5 separate regions of the Mus musculus genome follow, and regions 1, 2, 3 and 5 are each linked to region 4. A link is a loop called in an ENCODE intact Hi-C map of the cell type or tissue named here. Cell type or tissue: left cerebral cortex. All regions are shown on one strand.

The links. Peaks named below come from ENCODE experiments on the same cell type or tissue, not always from the same donor. Only the 100,000 strongest peaks of a DNase experiment are listed, where the experiment ranks them.
Region 1: a loop joins it to region 4, with 3 times the contacts of the local background. A loop is called at or near these places in 4 of 42 quality-filtered maps.
Region 2: a loop joins it to region 4, with 2.9 times the contacts of the local background. A loop is called at or near these places in 3 of 42 quality-filtered maps.
Region 3: a loop joins it to region 4, with 8 times the contacts of the local background. A loop is called at or near these places in 14 of 42 quality-filtered maps.
Region 5: a loop joins it to region 4, with 4 times the contacts of the local background. A loop is called at or near these places in 2 of 42 quality-filtered maps.

What each region holds. Positions count from the first base shown.
Region 1 is chr12:97,518,595-97,523,594 of GRCm38, reverse strand. No RefSeq gene overlaps it. Among named protein-coding and RNA genes, the nearest start is that of Gm35274, 220 kb to the left of the region's middle. In left cerebral cortex, a CTCF peak has its summit at 2,792; no DNase peak of the experiment used is centred here.
Region 2 is chr12:97,972,390-97,977,389 of GRCm38, reverse strand. No RefSeq gene overlaps it. Among named protein-coding and RNA genes, the nearest start is that of Gm35326, 100 kb to the right of the region's middle. In left cerebral cortex, a CTCF peak has its summit at 3,047 (motif pointing right); a DNase peak (open chromatin) is centred at 3,091.
Region 3 is chr12:98,179,165-98,184,164 of GRCm38, reverse strand. No RefSeq gene overlaps it. Among named protein-coding and RNA genes, the nearest start is that of Gm47415, 73 kb to the right of the region's middle. In left cerebral cortex, CTCF peaks have their summits at 2,121 (motif pointing right), 3,549 (motif pointing left) and 3,749; DNase peaks (open chromatin) are centred at 2,206 and 3,246; H3K4me3 peaks cover 205 bases; H3K27ac peaks cover 667 bases.
Region 4 is chr12:97,870,025-97,875,024 of GRCm38, reverse strand. It overlaps Gm35326 (a long non-coding RNA gene), which reads left to right and starts at 1,276. Exons shown (of 3, transcript XR_381821.2): 1 at 1,276-1,532; 2 at 2,382-2,507; 3 at 4,250-4,839. In left cerebral cortex, a CTCF peak has its summit at 2,408 (motif pointing right); a DNase peak (open chromatin) is centred at 2,415.
Region 5 is chr12:97,225,452-97,230,451 of GRCm38, reverse strand. No RefSeq gene overlaps it. Among named protein-coding and RNA genes, the nearest start is that of Gm40552, 14 kb to the left of the region's middle. In left cerebral cortex, a CTCF peak has its summit at 1,999; a DNase peak (open chromatin) is centred at 1,991.

The DNA.
Region 1 (5,000 bases), 350 kb after region 4:
TAATATAATAGGAGACCCACCTACTCCTTTGTAAATTCCCTTGTTTATGCTACCAGAAGGTCAGCAAGCTGACATCTTTATTAATATGGCTTGCATTACCACTTTTATTTTTGAGATGATAGAAGGTATAGAAATCTGAAGACCAAAGAAACTAGACAAACAGAGTGAAAACCGGAAGGTAAACTTGACTAGTTTCCATAAAAACTTGTGGATTATATTGCCAGGGTCAAGGTGCCAGAGAGCTCTCAAAGAAGCCGGAAGGAGGGACTTATGAATAAATAGCAAGTAGAATGAGCAGGTGTCCTATGCTTACGGACACTAAGATATTATTGAAGTTGATTCCTATGGGACATAAGACACTTTCTTCACAAGGTGTTTGCATTCTGCCTTTGTTAGGAAATGGGATGCAGAAGACGTGGGCCAGACAGTGTTGATTGAGTACTCTTTCCTTCACTGGAGTAGTCTGTCATACTTCGGAAGAAATTTCACACCATGATCACTCGAACTGATCATCATCTTTGCCTTTTATTCACTGGAGTCTCCAAAACATTCTTTTCTAAATTCGCTTAGTTGTGCGATATGTTTCTTCTGTTAAAAAACATTTACTTATACCAGCCCCATAGAGATGCAGGAAACATAATCTTGTAAGCCAGAGTGTTTGTCCAAAACCACACCACAGGCAGGATGTCAGTCATCTTGTATCTACAATAATCAGACTCTATTGCTTATTCTTATAGATGCCTCTATCTTAAATGGGTTTATAATAACTAATGCATGAAGAGAGTTTCTAGACACTCTGCAGTTTCCCCATCATTATTGCTTTAAATGACAACAGTTTGTTATAATTAATGAAATAGCAGTGACCATTATGAATAGGAATTTATATTTTGATCAAATTCTTCTAGATTTTGCCCATGGTCTTGTTCCATTCATACCTGTCCTGGATGTCCCCATTGTCTTTAGTTATATAATCTTTCTAAGATCTTTCTAACTGTGAGAGACTCTCCAACATTTTCTTTGTTTTAGGTTTTTCAGAACTGGTGGTTTGAAAGAATACTTATTGGTCAACTATTTTATAAATTTTCCTTTCTTTAGGATTTGTCTGATACTTTCTCCCATGTTTGCAATGGGGCAATGGGTTTCGGGAGCACCAAGGAGGTAAATTATCATTTTATCACATCGTCTACCAAGGGAATATGGCATCCATATAATTTGTCATTGAAGATGTTACCTCAGTCATTTGGCTGAGGTCACCTTATCAGGGTCCTCCAGCACAGCAGAGTTTCAGTCATTAATTTTTAACGAATGCCTTTATGTCCTCCTTAATATCCAGAATAAACTAAGGTGCCTCTCTGTATATAGCATGCAATGTGAAAAGGACAACAAGCAAGACAAGTAGGTGGAATGAGAAAACAGTGATGGTGAAGAGAAGCAGAAGCAAAGGCAGTTTACAGAAACATTTACAGGATATACTGTATGCCCTGGCACTCAAAATATAGGCATGATCCAACATTAGTCTTCTTTATCACCAAAGGACATAAATGAAATTGTTTATTATGGGTCATGTGTTCAGCTATGAATTTTGGTCAGATTTTTGACTTAGTGCTTTCTTCTGCCCAACAATTTAATGTTGGTCTTCTAAAATAATTATCTAATGTAGCATTAAGCATTAAACATTCTAGGACCTTCTTGCATCTCTCTCTCTCTCCTCTCTCTCTCTCCCATTGGTATATCTATACTAATACTTTCATGTAAGATAAAGGTGTGCTAACTAAGCAATATTTAATATAATTACTATGGCACTATATTAGATCTATTAATGTAATTACATATTTTTATGTGTGTTGGTGTTTTCTCTGCATGTATGTCAGTTCCCCCTGAGTGTCTGATATTCTTGATACACTAGAGGAAGGGTTACATTGTACTGGAGATAGTTGTGAGCTGCTGTGTGGATGGTGTGAATATAACCTGGGTCTTCTGGAAAAGCAGCCAGTTCACCTAAATTCTAAGCCATCCCTCCAGTCCTGACTTCAGTAATTTTTAAAGTCTAATTTGTCTAAGGTTGAAATTCACCATGGTTTTAAGAATGAAACTGTTAATTTTGGACACTTCATGTCAAGATGACTACTGGTTAATTGACTTTTGGGAATAGCAGCCTAAATACCTAGGGATATTTAGGTTCTATCTTCTGACAAAGTCAAAATCAACAATGCAATATACTGGAGTATGGGCATTTCCATGACACCATGGCTTATTCTCAAACTGAAGGGCTTATACTAGGTTCTGAAAAAGAGGCACATGGGCTAGAATACATGGCCATGGAAAGTATTAGATAGAGATGCAGGGTCTCAAAGAGGCACTGATGGAGACCCATGCCTCCTGGGTACTACAGGTATCAAGATCCATTTTTATTCATGCTTTTTTGTTTTTGGAGGGGATGATATTTGTATACAGATCAGCAGAGTTTACGCTAATTGTTTCAGTGCCGTGTGCTTTAGCCAGAAGAGTCAAATGTCCTCATTTTATTTTTGACAATTCAAAGCAGCATGGCCTCAGGGCCCAAGCTTTAGATCTGTGTTTGAAGTCAGGACCATTATTTTTCAGGATGCTCCCTAATTAGAGTATTCAATGTGTGTGTGTGTATTTCTATTACAGTAACTCAAAATGGATATTTATTGGTTATTTCAATAAATGAATAAAATCCAGTCTTAGATGTTTTTTAGAACTATGATATTCATCTACATAAGAATACTGGCATATTAGCATCCCCTTGTGGAGAAAACTAAAGGAGATGAGACACACAATATCACCTGACATCTCTTTTTCCATCTAATAGGACACGTGCAAGGGAAAAAAAAACTCATTTATGTGTTCAGAGATTATTGAGGCATAATAATTTTTAATGTCTGAGATTTAACCAAATATTAACTTATCGGTCTTTGCAAGGGGTTAGAGCAGGAAAATGTTAGGAGATACTCCAATTTCAGAAATTCCAAGATATTGTTGGGAGGGAGTAGATTCAAGGAGGCTAGTGATGGTGATTAGACCCTGGAGAGTATGACATTTCTATTTTTGATTTATTAAGTTAAAACTTTCAGGATTGTAGGAGCTTGAGTGGTACCAAGCCATTTTCTCTGGGACATATTACCCTTGAACAAACAGGCCTTGAGGTTTCAGCTCTAAGAGGTGAAAAGCTTCATTTCTGATCCCCCACACCACCCCCCGGAGAAGCAGCAGTGCTCTTGTGAGCTTGCCTAGTAATCATCCAACCTTGGTTACATCGGCATCGGGCACAAGGGGCACAGATGTATCCTGTAAGAATTACTCCCAAGGGCATGTACGCACTCCATGGTCTATTTGTGCTAAATGTATGAAAAAGCTGGTGCCAAATATGCTGTTTGCTTAATGATGGAATAAAGACCACTTAAATTAATGGATATTTGAAACCCATCCTTCCAACACAATTACTGGAGCAGGAGATGTTAATTCTTCCCATCACTTGTCTACCCCTCTTCACCTTCCAACAGGCTGCTCCACTGACTCTGGATGGCAACTCTCTGCTTTGTTTCCAGTGAACTCAATTCATCAGGTGGCTCTCCTCCCAAGCTCTTAGCACCTCACTATAACACTTCAATTAAATTGAGAAGAGTAATTACTTGAACTGACAAACAGAGGAATACTAATTAACTAAAAAGTTCATTTCAGGGCACTTAGACTGGAGTCCTGCAAAGGAAAGGGGTCATGATTTAATGTATTTTCTTGACTTGTTTTGTAAAACACAATTCTTCATTGTAATAATGCCCGAAGAGCCAAAGTGTGTTGCATTAACAAAGAATTAATGACTCTCAGCTACGGAAGAGGTGCCATTCCTCTTTGTTTGGTTCTTTATAAATTCACATATCTAATAAGATTCATGACCAGAAATAAAACTAATGATCCTAGATTTTTATCCTTGTTAATTATAAATATATCAAGTTTTAAATTTATCAATTATATCTTCAAATATATCTTACTAATGCTTTATTTAGGAAGCTAAATCTATCATATTAAAAATTTACTCTCTATTATCTACAACTCAGATATAGAAATATATCTACACATATGCATACACATATATGCATATTTCCATTCAAAGTATATATTTTCTGTAACATACACTTACGTATCATGAGAGTGTCTTTAAAATATAAAATATTTAGACTTCTCGAAGATAGGGCTTTAACCTAGTTAAGTAATGCAAATAGGGACAGAACCCACCAATGAGCAAGTATTCATGAATCAAAACAAGTGAAGTAAACTGTTTGCCAAAAGAAATCATAGCATATGTTTTACTTTTAATTTGACACAATATTTTGACATAATCTGTAAGTATAAGCATTAAAATGCTTAGCACAGAACAACAGAGAACACAAGAAGGTGAATTAATTAAACGTGTTGAGTTTAGCTTAATGGCATATTTTTATGTTATAAATAAGATTCTCTTTTCATAAATACTTTGGTGTCTAACATATGATAGTTTTTTGGCATGTACCTGATGACTGAATTAGATATAATCTTTATGGATTCAGAGAGTAAGAATGGAAGCAGCTTTGGTGTTACCAATGGAAGTAAACCCCAGATATTTAAGTATGATATCAGTCTGCTCTACTGGAAAGGAACAAATGCCCATGAGGTTATTTGTATTATCATAATTACAGTCAATGTTTATTGGTCAGTTTCAAGTAGGTAGATCCTCGCAGTGCTCGTTTCTTTCCTTACAAATGCAACTTCTTCATCTACCAGCATCATAGGCTCAGCTGTATCACTCTAAATAACATACTTAAGTATTAACACCCAGTGTGTCAAGATACGGCTGTTTTGGGAGATTGTGTTTTAGATGAACAATTAAACTCAAACAAAAATAGTGGGGTCTTCCCTAATTGAATTTGACTAGTCTACTTAGAAGGAGAGGACATTAAGATACACAAAGAAATAATAAAGACCAGTTGACTACGAAGGCA
Region 2 (5,000 bases), 100 kb before region 4:
ACCCAGAACATAGAATGAAATAAAATGAGTCACAGGAAACTTTACCTGGACATTCTCTGGAGTCCTTTCTCACAAGTGAAAACTTGTAGCCTTTGTGATTATTTCCTTTTTCAGAGAAGGAAGGTCATGTGTGCAAAAGTGTATTAAGAGAAACAAACAATATGATTTGAGGTGCACATTGCTAGATCTCACAGGCCTATGGGAACATTTGGAGACACATCATGATTAATGATATACTAATTGATTTTTTCCAAGAAAGGATCTCCCTAGTTAGTTCTTTATCCTAGAACTTCTTTTTTTAAAAAATTTTTTATTACGTATTTTCCTCAATTACATTTCCAATGCTATTCCAAAAGTCCCCCATACCCTACCCCCCACTCCCCTACCCACCCATTCCTACTTTTTGGCCCTGGCGTTCCCCTGTATTGGGGCATATAAAGTTTGCAAGTCCAATGGGCCTCTCTTTCCAGTGATGGCCGACTAAGCCATCTTTTGATACATATGCAGCTAGAGTAAAGAGCTCCAGGGTACTGGTTAGTTCATAATGTTGTTGCACCTACAGGGTTGCAGATCTCTTTAGTTCCTTGGATACTTTCTCTAGCTCCTCCATTGGGGGCCCTGTGATCCATCCAATAGCTGACTGTGAGCATCCACTTATGTGTTTGCTAGGCCCCGGCCTAGTCTCACAAGAGACAGCTATATCAGGGTCCTTTCAGCAAACGCTTGCTAGTGTAGCAATGGTGTCATCGTTTTGAGGCTAATTATGGGATGGATCCCTGGATATGGCAGTCTCTAGATGGACCATCCTTTCGTCTCAGCTCCAAACTTTGTCTCTGTAACTCCTTCATTCCGGAGTTATATAGACTAGGCTGACCATGTATTCACAGAATCCCCCCAGTTACTGCTTCCCAAGTGCTGAACTAAAAGCATGTTCCACTACACTGAGATATTTGTAAGGGCATTTCTTCCTCAAATGTTAGACTCCAAGTGTCCTCCTCTTCCTCAGGCGTTCAGTTAGCTTATCTGAGATTCATCATTGAACATATGTTGTTCCTGAATACCCCTGACATAAATGTCTATGTTCTCAGTGTCTCCACTTGGTTATCAAGAAGACATCTGATATGTTGTGCGTGAGAATGGGCTTCTAGTATCTACATGCTCCCATTCCTGAAATGAACACACACACACACACACACACACACTGGTTGAGGGAGAAAGAGCTGTTCCTCTTGTTGCTCTCATGATCAGCTACAATTTTAAGTCATACAGATGAAAACCATCAGAGACATATTTGACTCCTTTCCTTTCTTTCCACTCCACGTTTGGTAGGATCCGTAAACTTTTGCTGTCTCCTCAAAAGACATGCCAGCAATCCTTACTGTATCATTTCTCTCCTAGAGGGCTGTGCTAGTCACCTTTATCTCTGGAACAGATCTTGGCAATAGCTTCTTTACCACCCTTATTCTGCCCACCTCCCTCTCTATTCTGTATTCTCAACCCAGTAGTTCAAGGTCCTGTCAGCATGTCAATTAAAGCTGAGACTGATGAAGCCCTATAATTCCAAGCTACCCAGAGACTGAAACAGGAGGGTCAGAAGCCATCATCTGACTGTCCTACCGAGTGAGTTCAGAGCAAGACATGCTCTATCTGAACACATTTAAGTTGAAAACCTGTTAGAAAGATCAAGGAAGGTAACTATATAGTGTTAAGTGGACAAATCCAATCATAGACATAACAAGCATAGAGGAACCCAGTCTTGGAGCATTCAGTTTACATAAAGCAATAATTTTATTCAAGGCTCACTATGTCAATGAATCCCTCTAAATAACCACCTTGACTCACATGCAAATACTATCTGTCTTTCTTCCTTGGTTTATTTTTTTATTCAAATGGATGACATGATACTTTTGTTAGAATAGAAGTTCTGCGGAGACAAGCTCTCGTGTGTGTGTACATTTGTATGTATGTATACACACATGTGTATGTGGTTATTTATGTAGGTGTATGCAGGTGTGTGTATTTATATGTATGTGCACGTATGTTTGTAAGTATATTTGTGTGTGTGCGTATATGTGTGTGTGAGAGAGAGAGAAAGGGAGAGAGAGACAGAGTCAGAGAGACAGAGACATAAAGAGACAGAAAGGGCAGAAAGGGCAGAAAGGGAGGGAGAGAGAGAGAGGTGAGGGAGAGAGAGAGAGAGAGAGAGAGAGAGAGAGAGAGAGAGAAAGAGAGAGAGAGAGAGATGAGTTAGCTCACTGCCTGCTGTATCATTGGCTTTCAATGTGTAGTTGCTAAGTGGTTGAGGGGATTAATGTCTCTTTTAATAGATCTCTACATTCTTCTTCTCCTTACTCATGCTAATATTGAGCCCCTGCTTCTCCAACTTGTACAAAATGCCAGTTATGACAGTCTTCTGCTAGTGATTACTCTTTGCCTGCTGAATTGCCAACAAAGCTGGAAGCCCTGTGTCTGAATGGACTGGATTGTGGAGTCCCTTAGCCGTGCATAGGCCATAAGCCCTGGCTTATGCTGACTTCTTCAGAGGGTTTTCTAAAGAGCTTCTTCAATGGTGGGATTTATCTTCCTGCTCTTCTCAATGGATTAAAAACCAGCTCGGAGCCAGGTCAGGAGGGTAAGGTATAAATACCCTCCAGTCCCCTTTATTCTTTGGGGCACCTGAGCCAAAAATCTTTTTCTCTATGGGAAGGAATAAAGTGAAGCTTTCAGGTCTTTGAGTCAAAGTACAAACTACACAGAGAGGTCTATATTCTCAAGTGTCAGAGAGTCTACATCGGGGTTCTATTGGGTCATTCTGAGAGTGATTACTGGACCAGCCAGATAGGATGGAAAAGGATAGACCAGAGTGTGGTTGGTGTGGCAGAGGTTCAGTGAAGAATTTGTTTCTACTACTTGGAAAGGGAGTAGGCCTTCCTTTCAGACTTTCCTTTAGAGCATCCTGGCTTGTCAGGGAAAGGCTGTTTTCGAAGCATTTCTTCCTTTTTATTTTTCACCATTCCTCCTTTTCTCTGTTCCTTTCTCCTCTCATCAGAAGATGGCAGCAGAGATCGCTGTCTTCTGCAGCTCCAGACCGTGGCTCCTGCATCTACCATCTGTCCAGCAGGACACAAATGCTCCCCAGTGAATAAACGCAGGGTAAAGTCCTTTCCAGAAACATATCGATTTCATCTGCGGAAAATAAATTCGCAAACTACCGTTGCATTCGTTAGTTCATTCTGGACAGAGCGATATAGGAGTTGTGTAAAACTCAACTCCCAATAGTGGCCATCCTTGAGGCTGTCCCTTTCATAGGAACTTAACTTATCAGTCCTCTGTGCAGAAAGGCCAGGTAGCCTGTGGAGTCTTCCTTTCAACCCCATGCAAATCCACACAGTCAAAAGGCCTGCAAAGCCTGCATGGGCTCTGCTCCCATCTTTCAGTTGCTTTATTTATCTCTGCCTTTCTACCTTGTTTGGTGTTCTGGTTCTGAAGCTAAGGAATGCACTCGCCTACCCATGCCCCAACTTTATCATTTGTATCTGTTTGGGAAGATAGATAATCTTGGACCTATTATTTTCTCTAACATGTAAGGAAATAGATTCATTGTAAATTTTTGTTTGTTTCTCCTCTGTCCTTCCATTTTCAAGTGTATTTTTAAAAGGCATTCAAATGATGCAAAATAGCGTGATATTTTCTAAGAAGCTCTCATGACAAGGTAATGGAAATTTAAATTATTATTTTCTTATTAGTATAACTTCAGTTTCAGCAAAATACCTGATAGAAATTGGTTTTAAAAGTCAGAGTCAGACCACAAGGGGAGGTTTTAAGCTTGTCCAGTTGTGACTCCCAGTTACCTCTGTGTTCTAGTCAGCTTCTACCCATTCTTTATCCTTGTATTATAAGAACAAAAGGGTCTCCCTAAAAGTACTTCCTTCCAGGTTGCAATGATCAGGATTGGGTCACATCACCATTCCCAAGTTAACAGCTAGTATTATAGGAGTAGTTCTAATTCTTACTCTACTTCAAGGTGAGTTTTCCTTGCGCACGCTACTGTTACTAGCTGAACAATACTGGGTTTCTTTTAGTAAGCAAAAAGGGTGTGGTGGTTGTTGTACAAGCAATTTGCATGATATGCTAACATCACTCAAAGGTGAGAGGATGTGGCAGTAGGCATCTTGCTCTTTTCTTTGTCTGGAAGGAGAGATGATGAGTGTTACAACACCAGTTGTTTTAGACAACTATACTGTGTGTGTGTGTGTGTGTGTGTGTGTGTTTGTGTGTGTGTGTGTGTGTGTGTGTGTGTGTGTGTGTGTGTGTGTGTGTCTGTGTCTGTGTAGGAGAGTCACTGAACTCCTGGCATAGTCCCAGCACTGGGAACAATATCATGAAAAATGTAATTCCTCTTCCCTGTAAGAATTCCACAAAGTCGAATGAATTAGATAAGGAATACATTATACTGACAAGTAGATAAATTGACACATAATGCATTGTATCAGATCTTTAGGGAGAGTATGCATAGTTGGGTATTTAGCTATACAGGGACTACTTATAAAATAGATGCATGGCATTACTACTACCTTTACTAAGTGAAACATGAGTAAACATGCATGTGCTGATTATGATCAAACAGTAGAGCTGACTGTGCTTAAATAGCTGCTGTCCATTCCCCATCTTTATCTTTCTTCCGTATTGGACAAGGCAAGCTTGGGAACTAATTTTTGTTATTTTGAAGTTCCAGGTTGGAGCTTTCCAATGATAGAGCTTACATTTAGTTCTGTGGCAGTTGCTGTTTAAATATGTAAGGATTTATAGGAACTTAGCACCAAGCCCTAGGGAATAATTCTCTTGGCTGCTGTAAATGTAAAAAGAAAGTAAGAGATCCAAGAAAGGGTTGAGAATACTGGATGTTTTCCAGGGAGCAACTGAAGTACAGGGGGTAGTTCAAGCAGAGTTTACTTGTTGCTTCTCTGTTGCTGTGATAAAATACCATGGGCAAGGCAGTG
Region 3 (5,000 bases), 310 kb before region 4:
TCTGTCTGAGTGAGTTGTTGGGTGGAACCTCTCAGAGGGCACCATGCTCCCATCTGCAGGCATAAAGAGTATCACTGATAGTGTCAGAAACTGGTGCTCGCCCATGGAATGAGTCTCAGGTTGGGTGAATTATTGGTTGGTCATACCCTCAGTCTCTGCTCCCTCCCCCATGCCTGCACTTCTTGTAGACAGGATACATTTCGGGTTGAAAGTTTTGTGGGTGAGTTAGTGTCTCTATCGTTTCGCTGGGATTCTTGCCTGGCTACTGGAAGTAGCCTCTTCAAATCCCATATCCCCAATGCTGTGAGTCACAGCTAAGGTCATCCCCCCCTGATTCTTGGGAGCCTCCCTTATCCCAGGTCTCTGTCTCATCCTTAAAGTGCTCCCACCTCCCCATCGCAGTCAGGGGCAGACTTCTCTTCATTCTCTGGTCATCTGCCCTTCTCTCCTGTCCCTCCCCACACCTGATCCCGAATCCCCCATCCCCCCCATCATTTCTCCTTCCTTCTTCTCTCCCTCCATCTGCTTCTTATGACTATTTTATCCCCCCTTCTCAGTGAAATTCAAGTTTCCTTGTTTGGGCCCTTCCTTCTTGTTTAGCTTCTTTGTGTCATAGGTATCCTATGTTTTATGGCGAATACTCATGTGTAAGTGAGTCTATGCCATGCATATCCTTTTGGGACGGACTCCCAATTCTTATACGTAATCAGAGCCTCAGTGTTCTCCCTTCGGGTTCTCTTTCAGCTCTTTACTGACACGCAGGTGCGTGTTGACATTGCTGTCATCAGTGTACACAGGCATCATTCTACATTCTGCATTTTAACATAATGTCCTATTCAGAATTGTATCTGTTTATTTTGTGGGGTTGCAGGGGTTGGGATGTAGGGCCTTGATAGTGACGGCTCCCATAATCCTACCTTTCAGGACTTCTAAAAAGCCTGGAGGGTCCATAGAAAATTGGTATTTTAATACCCATGCCCTAGAGCTTTGTTTTGGGAGATTTTATTTAGCTTTTACAATGATTTAAAAAAATTGAGATTAATATAATTATATCATGTACCTTCTCCATTTCCTCCCATTTGCCTTCTTGCTCTCTTTCAAAGACTTGGATTATTTTAAAGTTATTGTTTTGAAGTTATTGTTGCTTAAAGAGCCGAAAGAGAACCCAGAGGGAGAACATTGAGGCTTTGATTACATATAAGAATTTGGGAGTCAGTCCCAAAAGGACATGCATGGTATGATGGTATGTACTTACTTCTAAGTGGATATTAGCCATAAAATACAGGCACCATGCTACACTCCACAGACTCAAAGAATAAATAAATAAATATATGCATACACACACACACATACACACACATTCATAACTACATAGATATAACCTTCTCAGACCATAGAATGCTACTTGTATGTCTGCTGGCCATTTGGTTTTTGATAGCAATAAAAGCCTGCTATCAACAGAAGAGGGCAAATGAAAATGTGAGAAATACTTTTGTCTTGTTTTTAAGGTAACGAGACTCACACACGATATAACTACATGTGCGCATCCCCTGAAGCCACGACCCACCGAGCAAGATGAGGATCCGAGACACAGCGATGTGAAATGACACTTGCTGGCTCCTTCTTTGAGGAAGGAGCCATTTCTCTGATCTCTCCCTCATGCTGTAGCTTTGCAACCACATTGATGTGTGCAAGTTTGAGGTGACATGTCCCTTTCCTAACGGTACCGTGTTTATCACACAGCGGTGTTTACAGTTGTCTGGGAACAACAAGAAGGGAAAGAAAGTAACATGTCAGGGTCCTTCGCTATCTCTTTGAGGTCTGTTTCCTCAAAGGCACACAGCAGACCTGAGCAAAAGGGACAGAATGCTTGGTCTCTGGGCGCTTCTTTCCTGGGGGTTGGGGAGATAAGTTTTCTCTACTGAGTCTTCTCAATTTTAGACAAAAGCTGAAACACAGAAATTCTACTCCAGATCACTGAGAGTGACTGACACATTTGAAAATATCTTTTTACTATGCCAGGAACCAGGGCTAGTGTGAAAAATGCTGCCCGCAGGAAAAACTGTATTGGATCCCTGTCGGAGATTTCTCCAGGACAGAAATACCTCAGTTCTTAGGAATGTCCACTAGATGGCAGCATGACTCCAGTTAAAGTATGGTGTCTTTAAAAAAGGCGTTCTTAAGGTTCAATGGAGAGGTTGGAATGCAAAAAGCTTTCTGTATATAAATCTAAAGGTATTCTAAGCTTGTGAGTGTGTCTGCGCGCGTGCGTGTGTGTGCGGTGTGTGTGTGCACTTGCTTGCACACATGTCACAGAGCTCCTGTGGAGACTGGAGGACAACATTTTTGGAGTCAGCTCTCTCTTGAGACCAAGGATTAACCAAGAGGCTGAGTTTAGTTGTCAGGCTTGCAATGCTGCAAGCGATTTACCTTTTAAGCTGTCTCACCCACCCAAGAGTTACCTAGTATCATATGAAGCACACTGGTATTTTTTCCATAAGTTTTACTATCAGTTTCTAAGCAACATATGATTTAAGCCAGCTTCATGCTATAGCTTAAAAACCTTTCGTCGTCCACCTCCACATTTGGATGGCCAGACACAGGTTTGCCTGGCTAAGGCTTCGATCTTTGAAGGGCAGGTGATGTTGATTTGCTAACTGGCTCTGAAGCCATTTGAAGCAGACCACACAACTATGATCCTATTAACTGCTGTTATATCATGATTTTCACTTGGTAGTGGGATGTGAGCATTTCTTCTTTTTTTCGACTGCAATTTCATATTAGCGCAGCTCCATTTTTGACCTTTGACAGAAGCAATATATTAAATAATGATGTTTGCACCGAATGCCTGGTGGTGCGTGAGCTGTTAGTAGCGCAGAACAAGATGTTTGTCGGTTTCGCTGCAGAGGACTGGATAGTGGGACTCACACATAGGCACATTCTTTAAGTAGAAGCAAATTTTTTCTTAACAGCAGCTTAAGATCAAGATTCTTAATTTTATTGATTAGATAAATTGCTTCTAAGCAGCTGGGGGACTGAGAGAGGACAGAAAGTTTGGGCTGAAGACTGTCAGTGATAGCTTTCCAAATTTAAGGATTAGTGGCAGATAGATGCCAGGATGTTCATGGGGAGCCAGGGCCCCACTGTGGCTGCCCGCCATTGTCACCATCTGCTATCTTTAAGACACGTCCACGTGGCCAGGACGAAGTAAGTTAGAGATGTGTGCACAGTAAGTCTGGTTAGTTGAGTTAGTTAAGTGAACAAACACATGCACACTTAACTGTATATCCGCACGTGTACATGTACACACACACCATCCCACCCACAGACACTGGTCCACTAATAGCACAAGCCACTCCCTTAGGTTTGAAAACATTGATCATTCTCTGTAAAGAACTTGGTAGTTGATAAGGTGCATTCAGACATGTCCTGTGTGAGTTTCACAGCCCTGTGCTTTAAAACAGAAGCAGTCGTGCTGGAGAGATGGCTCCGCCATTTAGGGCACCCGATGATCTTCCAGAGGACCAAGGTTCAATTCCCACGTGACAATTAACAATGGTCTATAACTCTAGTTCTAGGGGATCCGACGCCCTCTTCTGGCCTCCTTGAGCACCGCATACATGTGGTGCGCAGACATACAGGCAGACGGATACCCAGACGCGTAAAATGAAAAAAAAAAAAAAAAAAAGTCATTTAAAAAATAGAACACACATAAAAGAAGGAACCGGCCTCTGCTGGCCAGTAGACAGAATTCAGAAACACAATGATGGAACACATAACCACGGCCCACAGGGGGCGCTCGGTAAATTGCTCCTTCCCGCTGATTACCCTTCACTACAAGCTTTGGCATAGTGGTCTCTTGCCACACTCTTTTCAGCTCAATACTTTATAAGGACAACTCCAGAATCTTTTTCAAGCTCTTTCTTTGATGGCGTGTGTCTGATCTTCAAAATTCCATCCTGGGTTCTCCGCGTGTCCCTGTTCATTGGTTTTGCTTCTATTTTGGGGGGAGGGAAAGCCTTGTTGATCTGTGGCCTGCAGGGTGATGACCAGGCAGAGCGCCCGCCCCCTAAGCAACAGGCCTTTCCGAGGATGCCATGCCAAAAGAGGACATCTCCAGCCATCAGCCTCCAAAGGGCTTTCCCGGCTGCAGGGATGGACAGGGATGTTCATTTATAACTCGGGCAAGCAGGGCTCTCACTGGGGTGGTGAGTGTCAAGAACGCTGGGATGTTAAAGGGAAAAGCTGTTGTTGCCCAGGACCTTAGAGTATTGGATTTTTTTCTCCCTATAACAACAAGCGCAGACAAACAGTAAAGGACACAGCAAGAGAAGAAAACACCACTGAGAGATGGGGGAGTGTCAGTCAACAGGGAAGAAAGGGGCCAGGGCTCCTAGCAGCTGAATTTCCCATTGAGGAAACAAATGTCTGAGGAGAGCAGCAGCACCTTGTGACATTTGCTAAGTGGCTTTGATGATTGACTTCTCAATTGAGTTTCTGTACTGAGCAGAGCAAAGGGTGTGAGGGAAAAGCAATTTTCCCAATGGGAGTGTAAAATCTTTCAGCCTAATGAAATGTTTTTTTTCTGGTCTAGAGATAACAACCCACTTTTGGATTTTATGCCTCCTATTGATTCTTTGTGTATTTTTTATAGAAGCCCTGATGAAATTCAGTTAATTGTATTTTGTTAGACTGTGAGATTGTCTTTTTTAAATATTCTCCAAACCCTCATGTACATGGTCTCTCTCCGTCTTCTCTCCCTTTCCCTAACAAGGTGCTTAACTTTGATGAATGGTTTGTGGCAGCTTAAAAAAAACACCCCTCAAAACTGTACCTTTTGATCCCCTTCCCGTTTGAATAATGGTGGAAACGCTGAAAAAAGCCAAGTTCTGCTCAGCAGTAAGAGGTTGAAATACGGTCATTAAATCCTGATGGGTTTTTCATTCTACATCCCACAATTTTAAGGAGCACGGTTTTGTAAGATGGTTGGATAAGTGCAA
Region 4 (5,000 bases):
CCATTGGCTTCATGGGCAGTGCCCAGGGTGAACCCATGGAAGCTGAAACCACTTGGCTGCATAGATTATCAGCACCGTGGCCTGAGAATGCATGCAGTCTAATCTTTAAAACTGCCTGCTTTTGCAGCGACTCTCCTAGAACAGCTGAGATGGAAGATGGCATGATAGAGGGATTTGTATTCTGGCTAAAGTTACTGGGCTCTGACCACTGAGTCCAGGGAAGAATGGTGCAGGGGGAGTGGCCAGAGAGGGTCAAGTGGGTCTCAGTCATTTCAGGCTACAAGTCCCTTGTAAGCACCTTCTTTAGAGCATTGGAGCAACAGGGATCAACCAGGACTCACTGCTAGATCCCATGGATAGTTGGTTTTCCCTACGTTATTTGAAGAACTACAGGAGGACTTCCTAGCCTCTCCTGGAAGGCCGGGTGACTTTAGATCGGGAACTTATTTTTATGTCTTAATACTCCAATAGAAAAAGACAATAATGACAATTGCTGGCATACAGTGGAAGGTGGCATAGGGACATAGGTCTACCTTAGCTCCTATCACAAGAGGCAGGACACTAACTGCTGGGTACAGAGGACCCAACTCCTTGCTTTAAAAGGGACACTTATTGTCTTACCCACTAAGAGTGTCAGCATCATGATTCACAAGGGCAAGATTGTACGTCCAGGGTGATGGCCTTCTGGGGTAGACTTGATGTAATGGCTTTTAATTTGAGGTTATAAAACCCCATCTTCCTCTCCTTAATCTAAATCTCGGAGGCTGCTTGAACTCTTTGGTACCAACTGGAATCAAGGCGTCAACCTCCCTGCGTTAGTATCCAGCTTCTCTTGGTCTAATCTTGTTTCTCTACTCCCTTCCTTCCAATCTCTCCATTAGGTTCAGGTTCTGCTTCAGAGTTTACAACCTAGGAGGATCACCTTCAGAGAATGAGAGTCTTGGTTATTGATTATGAGTTTATTACAGAGATAGGTTATTTTATTTAGGCGGGTTATTTCATTGTATCTGAAGTTTTAAACATCATTGAAAGAGGGCTTGAGGGATGTTCATTGTGACGGATCCCTGGCTAGAAAAGGCCTATCTAGGTCCTCATGGAATTTTGGGAGCAAGAGGATGTGCTTTGTTCAGATCTAGAAACTATTAACATTGCCCACATCTCCTGTGTGTCTGGGGTTGTGAGTGGGCACGGCTGATTTTTCTGCTGTTATCATTGACAATCATGCTATATATTTTTAAGGTGATCCCCCTCCCCCTTTTCATTGCCTTGCTGCCAGGGAAGCTGCAGTGGTCCAGCTCCCTCTACTTGCCCTGAAGATGTGAGCATTGGATGTCCCGCATCCACATTGTGCTTCATCTCCTCCCTACACAGGAAAGCCAGGAACTTCGCGCTCTTTATTGCCTTTCTCTCCATCTACACCGAGGCAACACTATTGTTTCTGGGGAGACAGAGGAAAGAAAAAGTTGACTGCAGAGCTCCAATGTGATGTGTTGGGAGGAAAAAGAAACCACATCAAACCAAATGAAACCAAGGTACCAGTGTTTGGAAGAGAAATAAAAACATGCCTCAGGTGGTGGAGGGTAGTAAGAAGGCTTTTACCAGGTTATGATGAATAACCAAAGGTCCTCCTTAAGCTAAACTGACTTATTTAGTGATAGTTACAGTGACTTAGAATATACCTCTGGGGAGCATGCTCATTAGCTGTAAACACCCTTGGATATCTAGGTACAAAAAATGAATTACAGAGGACCTGTCTTCGACGAGAGTTGAAAGTGGCCATCTTTTAATTTTTTATTTTTTTCAGTACCCATCCATCAACGTAATACCTCTTGTCATTTCTATAGGTCACTATGATATTCTCTTTAATTCCTTTCATTTCCTTTAATAATGCAGAACTTTTGGACGTTTCTTGGAGGAGATAAAAGACAATCATGACTCTCAATGCCCGCCGTGCTCTTCTGTATTCAAATCAGAATAGAGAGATGCGGGTCTAGCAGACATAGTGCGATATCACTGAAAAGCAAGTTAAGGAATTTTAGACTGGTGTGTGAATGGGAAAAATGGAGGCAGGGAGTTAGAAAGAGTTAGAAAGGCATAAAATATAAAACCTAGATTAACAGGAAATAGAAACAAAGATCAACAGGAAGTGGAAATAAAGGCAAAAGAGGGAGAACATCCCAGGCATTTGAAATATGTTATATTACATTAAATGGATGCTGAAAGCTATTATTATTAATAAAATGAAACTCTATCCATGTACTTAATAGTAATAGAAGGGGTGAAAATTATTTCTTGTGTCTTCTTTTGGTGTATGTATACTTAAAACAATATCATATGGTTCCTGCCACCTAGCTCAACAATGACAGAGTGCTTCCCTCTAGGAACAACCACTGTGCCAAGTTCCCACGAGAGGGCAGCAGAGAGCTGAGAACTGTTAGTCTGTGGAGACTCAAGTTCACCACCTTGCCTCCTACAGCCACAGTCAATTCCAACATTTTAGGGATAAGGTAATAACCAACCACCCCAGGCATATGATGGTCTCCTAAAGGTGAGAGGAGGAGAGGGAGATAGGGAGGGAAAAGCGGAGGGGGAAGGTGAGAAAAAGGGGGAGAGGGAGAGGGAGAGGGGGAGGGGGAGGGAGAGGGAGATATGGTTAACAGTAGTACTGAGGTAAGAAGCTAAAGCCTTAAAGAACCCTTTTAAAGGTGCTATTCTGAATGCTAGGAGAGGCTGGTAGAAGAAACAAATTAGAGAGCATATTTATTTATTTATTTATGCTCAATAACTATTTTCATTATTGCATAAGCATATATGAGTTAAAAATTTAGGGTCTTGCTGTTTCCAAAACATTGATGCTCACTCAGGAAGGTCAAGGTTGAAATAGAGGTGAATTCTGTGTTGTCTCTCAACTCAGTGTTCCAGGAAAATAAGGGCCTACTGAGCCTCTGATGTGGCTGTGAGTGCTGCGCTGTATGCTTTGGGAGACTGAGGCAGTATGGCAGAAGCAGGTCACAAGATGCTTTCTGCACCTATTAATTCCAGTGGGCATTCTCTACCAAGACAGGAAGCTAGAGGTTGTAACTCACAAGGTCTTCCAAACAGTGAGTCATAGGGTTGAGACTCCGGTTAAAAGCCAGAACCATCGTTGGTTCCCATGCCGGGGGAATGCCATAAATATCACCCACTATTGACATTTCGTTACCTCTCTTCTCCTTTGTCTTCTATTTAATGATGCATCAAAGTCAGCTTAATGGACACAGATTCTCACTAATCACCAGGATAGATAGATAAACAAAAATGATCTATAGTGAATGTGTAATGTAGGGAAGCAAATGAGGGTTTGGGGTGAAGGAAGCTAAACCTAAGTCAATGGTGGGAAGTGGCAGGCAAGAGACAGTGCAGTCTAGGAGTCTGGGAGTCAGTCTGTCTGGAAGTCAGTCTGGGAGGGCAGAGTCTAGAGAGCGAGCCCAAGGTCCTCAACAGTTGTAGAAACCTTGACTTGTTTCCTTTATGTCTTAAATCATTTTAGATTTTTTTAAAATTTGTCAGATACCTACTTTTATAAATGAATTTTTATTTTTGGAGATTTTAATTACATCATTTCCCTATTTTCTTTCCTCCTTGCAAACTTTCTCATATACCTCTCCTTCCTCTTAAAAAATCATGGCCTATCTTTTTTCTAATTGTTTTTTCACACACACACACACACACACACACACACACACACACACACACACACACACGCACATGCACACGCACACATGCACATTTCTGAATACATACATGAGTTCACCCTGCTCAGTTTGTATAATGTAACTTGTTGGTATTGGATAACCAGTTGCTTTGCTCTTTCCTGGGGCAGACTCTTTCTCCTGCTTGCTTTCAGCTTTCCTTAGTTACTGGAAGTCACTATATAAGGTGGAGACCTTGTGGTCTCTGCCCCAACCACAATGACTATTGTTGTCCTTGTTCAGCTCATATCCAGGCAGTCATAAAGGAAAGACTTTGTCTGTGAAATTATTTTATACAGTTCTTCCCTAGGAAGAATCATATATCTCTATATCTACATATCCATCCATCTATCTATCTATCTATCTATCTATCTATCTATCTATCTATCTATCTATCTATCTTTATGTTTCTATGTCTACATATCATCTGTATCTATCTATGTCTATCTATATCTATCTTCAAATAGAGTCAGATAAAATAGATGTTCTCACTAAAATACCAAATTTTATATTGATAGGCGACACTGCTATGTGCTCAACACTGCCTGAGAAAAGAACTATACTGTTGTCTACCTGCTTGGAATAGTTTGAGGAGCAGAGTGTATGGAAAGAGCTCAAAGCCAAGAGTGTGTCTGGCACTACAGCTTGGGACCAGTTCAAGGACCTCCTCTGATTTCTGGGATTCTTCCTTACGGCCAATTTTTGAAGATCAAACTACTTTGACACTCAAGGTCAAATGGAGATGAAGACAGAATCTAATAACTGCTAAGTATATTGATTTCAATAGAGCTGGAAAAATACAGTGATTAAGTTAAGACTCACGGGTTAATAAGATGGTTGCTGAAGTCATGGGCAAAGTGTATGGAGGTCAACTGTTTATTCTGAAGTGCACCAAACAGTAAAATGAATTGATGACTCAATAGAAACAAATGGATTAATGAACACGTTTGATAAAACATTAACATCCAACTTCAGTAGTGTACACTGTGAAATTTGTTTCTTTTCCTGCTCTTGATTTTTTTTAATGTTAAAATATTAGAAGCAAACACTTTGGAATCCATGCAACCAGGCCAATCTGAATAGCAATACTGATTCACCAGAAATACTTCACCACCACTTAATTCTAGGAAGGAAAGTTTACTCATAGTAACTCATGAGGATTAGATTTGTCATCAATAGTTTGGGATCAATGTGCTATATTTTGCATCATATCAACCCATGGATGTATGAGATTTTATAAAAGAATATATCATCCTCTAGGAATAGAGA
Region 5 (5,000 bases), 640 kb after region 4:
CTTCCTGACTCTAGACAAATGTGACCAGATGTGCCATGCTCTTCCAGCCATTCTGTCCACACCATTCTTTGGTAAAGATTACAGTTGGATGTGTTCTCAAGCTGTCAGTCAAAACAAGCTCCTCCCTGGAGTGGTTTTGTCAGTAATTCTGTCACAGCAATGAGAAATTAAATAACACAATCCCTGCTTCCACTTATGATCACCTGAGTGTAAGTTTCAGAACATAGATTTTGGCAAGGAGATCATTCATAACACTCCACCCCCACAAATAAGAGAGCCTTAAACTTAAGGCAGAACTTTTTGAAAGTGGTAAGTTTTTCTTAAAGATGCGATAGAAACTTTCAGGAATTAAAATTTGAGGTGAATAAGAAATTTCTCAAGTCAGTCAAATATGTTCATCAAGGAGTTAAAAACATTAGTCAACAGAAAATATTTTCCTTTCATTTTATAAATGTGAGTGTGTGTATTTGTGTTCATGCACATGAGCATGTGTAAAATATCCCATGTGAATGGATGATCAGATATGGGGATCAGAGGAGAGTGTTAGAGTTGGCTGCTGCTCTCCATTATGTGGTCCCCAGGGATCCAATTCAGGACAAGACTTGGCAAGAAGTACCTTTACCTGATGAGTCTCACCAGCCCATCAGGAAATCTTACTGAAAAGGGGGCTACATTTGTATATTTTAATTTACAAATTATATGACACAGTTTGCAGTGAGATGGAAGACAAAGAGGTCCCTTAAAAGGATTTATTTCATGTTACATAAGAAAAAGACACTAGAATTACAGTACTTGCAAAGATTAACAACCCGGAAAAACCTAGGGGTAGACTTCGAATGAGGTCAGTTAGAGTCCACATGTTATCACAAAGACCCAGTGTCTTCTCTGACTTCTCAGCTTTTTTAAACTTCCTTTTCCCTTCACAAGGTAATCCTAAATAGCCTGGGCTCAAATTTGTCCAATTTACAGCCCATTACAAACAAGGGAAAATGGTTCCCTGGGTTCAACCTCGAGCAATATAAGAGTGAAAACCTTAGTTTAAATGCTCAGAGGCCATGCGAAGAACTCATCTAAGTAGTGCCACACCTACAATTCCATCATTCCTACAGGGAGAGAGAATCAGGAGAATCTCCACAAATTCCCAGGCCCAATTCCCACGGACCCTGTCTACAAACAGAAATAGAGTGGACTCTGTCTCTCACACTGTGGCATGTTAGAACCAGCATCCATTGCACTCTGCACACATGATGTGGAATGCATGACTCTATGTTTCCTCATACGGCTGTTCATATACACATTGTGCGTGTGTGTGTGCATACACACACACACACACACACACACACACACACACACACACACACACACGTACACAGGCATATGCAGAAAATGAAAAAAAAAAGCTCTTCTCCATTAATTTGAGCACAGTGTCTGACAATTTTTGCCTCGATGGCTAATTTTTGGAAGGCAGTGAGTCACATTACCTCCAAGATAGGCAAATAGGTTGGCCAAATGGATTTCATGTAGATTAAAGACAAAAGGTCACAATTGTGATTAGGTATCCACCCCCACCCCCACCCCCCAAAAAAACCAACCAACCAACCAACCAACCAACCAACCAAACAAACAAACAAACAAACAAAAAACAGAGAAAGACTATAGGACAGGGACTTGGCAAAGAAAATTTAAGGAGGCCTGGAAATCAATGCCAGAAGTGAGACAGATTCCTGTCAGAGAGAACAATCTCCTCCACAGTCTGTCATGACATCACCTATGACATCACCTATGACATCACCTATGACATCACCTATGACATCACCTATGTTATACAACAGGCCAAAAATAAATCCTACAATGAGGTTATATTGTTCACTGCTTTCTTTATGCCAGTAAACCATGAAAACTCACAAAAAGTTTCATATGCAAGCATGACATTTCCTAGAGTAAAACTTCTATTCATTTCTCAAAGAAAGTGGCTCCACCACGCTGTTTCTAAAGGGAAAAAGCCTGGGAAAGATTTCAACAAAGGAAATCTGCTTTAGAGAAGAGCTGACTCCCGCGTCTAGCCGCTTCTTTAAATAAATGTTTTCTTTTATCTTTGGATTTTTATTACTCCAGAATTGCTTCTCGGTGGTATATATTATACAGTATCTGAGAGACAATTTCGATTTCACCCAAACTTAATTCAAGGCAGCAAATTTAATCACCCCAGCGATTCAGTAATTTTCCAAGAAGACCTTCAGACCTCAAATTAAAAGGAGTCAACTTAAGTGCCTAATTGTTTTTACAGATTTTTTTCTTCATTGATTTTAATTAAGGTCTTCCTTGTCTAGTGAGCTTGGAGGGCTTTCATTACCTAGTGAAGTGACTTTATTTGAAGTCAGATTGGACAATGAGGCACACACAGGAAGGTACTGTTCAGGATTGGAAAATTCATCTTCTTTTCTGGTAACATTGAAAACTTTATACTGAAATCTGACAAATGTCCCCTGAGTACCAACGGGGAGACAATGATTCTAAAGAATGGGAGTACGGAAAACTTCTTGGTGTGACCTAAGAAAGGGAGCATCATAGTGAGCAGCTGACGTCCAAGCGGCCCCCTGAGCATGGACAGCACAGCACTCCCCATGAGGTGGCCATGGGCTCATTTTGTGAGTCTGGAAGAGATTGCACATGCTCTATCATCAACTCCTCCGACTTTAACTGAAACATGCAATCAGTCTAAGCTGACTCCTTTCTTTTTTATTTTTTTTAATTTCAAATATTTATTAAATTATTTTATTTACTTACATTCCTGATTCCTCCCCCCCTCCTAGAGTTCTTCACACCATACCCCCTCCCCTTTGCCTCTGAAAGGGTACACACCCACGCACCCATCCACCAAACCCCTTTACCTACCCACTCACCCCACCTCACCCTCCCAGCATCCCCCTTCCTTGGGGAATCAAGTAAGAGCAGAATTAAAAACTGCAAATGCATTTGGTCTCCTCTCTGTTTCAAAGGGCCACTGAGGATGGTGAGTTTGTGTCCCACTGAATATAAAATCGGTGAATATAAAAGAGTGAAGAAAGGTTAATTACTGACAGCAAGGGAGGAGTTATTTCTTAACAATGCTCCCCTTGAAAAACTAATTTTATTTAGTAAGCTTATAAGCACTTTAAGATAAGCCCCTTCCTGAGCATGTTCATGCTAAGGTCATAGTGCAAGAAGAATATATGACAGTTACAGTTCTGGGTACACGCAGATCGAGAAGCACATGTTCACAAGGGAAAGTGATGCACAGAGGCGCCTCTAGACACATGCACGTTCTATTTTCATTTTGTTTTAACTTGAGGCAAAACAAAGCATACAAATTAAGGGTAGTATACGATTTTTTACCTAGAGCAGTTTTCTGTGCTTATAAGGTAAGAAAATGCGAGGATTCTCCATGAAGACAAGAGTTTGCTATTCCTGGTCAGCCTGAACTAAGTAGTTTATGACATTAAAGTATCACATGCCTTTTCCACATCTGAATGCTTAAATCTGTGAAATGTAAACATTGATTCCTTCAAATTATTTTATTTAATAGTTTTTCTCACATTCCATGCCCTCCCCCACATTCTGAAATGCAAATATAATTTCACAGTCTAGATAATTTTATTTTTGAGCATATAGGGTTGATCATATCACATCAGATAACTAATTGTTGTATTATTTCTATAAAAGCCAGAGAAAGAATGAATTTGTTTGACTGTATTTTCTAAGAATGTCATAAACAATATGCATAAAGTCTTGCCGAGATGTCTATCCAAATACGAGATGAACAAGAGTGATTACAATAGATATACTAGTGGAGATGAGAAAGCTCACAAGGCCTGAGTCCTGCACAAGAGGTCCAGGTAATAAAAGAATAATCCAGGATAGAAAGAGAATCTTCCCCAAGGAAGATCACACCCATTGCTTATCCAACAACAAATTGTCCTTTTTTTTTTTTTTTTTTTTTTTTTTTTTTAAAGAGAAGGTTTCCCTAAGGAGATCCGGTTGGTATAGTTTTCAATGTATTTTTAAAAATAAAATAAGATAACTAATGTTTAGAGACATGTAAATGTTGTATAATATTTGTGATGAAATAACTTGTAACATTTATAGAAGGATGTCTGAGGTGCTATTCAGAGTTCTCCAGCAAACAGAACCATTGTGAGACTCAACAATAAATAAATAAAACAAAATGGGAGGGATAACAAACACATACACACACACTCACAAATTTGTGTGTGATGTACATAGAATATGCAAAGTTTGTAGAATATATGTACATATCTATTATCTATATCTGTCCAGTTGCCTGTTGAGTCTTCCTGAAAATATCTGGTTTCTACAATTGTAAGTTGTTTGTTTGTTTTTTTGTTGTTTTTGTTTTCGAGACAGGGTTTCTCTGTATAGCTCTGGCTGTCCTGGAACTCACTTTGTAGACCAGGCTGGCCTCGAACTCAGAAACCCGCCTGCCTCTGCCTCCCGAGTGCGAGTACCTGTATTAAAGGTATGTGCCACCATGCCTGCCCGGCGGTTTCTAAGATCATGAAGAATGGGAAATGCTGTGAGCTGCCATCTTCAGGGATGGAAGGTAGGAAAGACTGTGGTCAGTGCTGTAATATGGTCTGAGTGTAGAGGCCCTGAATCTAGGTGAGCTGACAATGTAAGTCACAGGCAAAGGGGAGAAGTTGGTGAGATGATCTTTCCCAACTAAAAAACTAAGACAAAAAACAAAACAAAACAAAATAAAGCAAAAAATCTGCAGTGGGTCTTTGTGTGTCAGTGCATTTGTATGCATATGTATATATATTGTGCATGTGTGCATGCATGCATGGATGCACTCATGCACGTGTGTGTGTGTGTGTGTGTGTGTGTGTGTGTGTGTGTGCATGTGTGTGTCTGTCTGTGCATGTGTGTGTGTGTGTGTGTGTGTGTGTGTGTGTGTGTTGTGTTTTGTTTTTTTACTCAGAAACTCCTCAAATAAGGTCTCT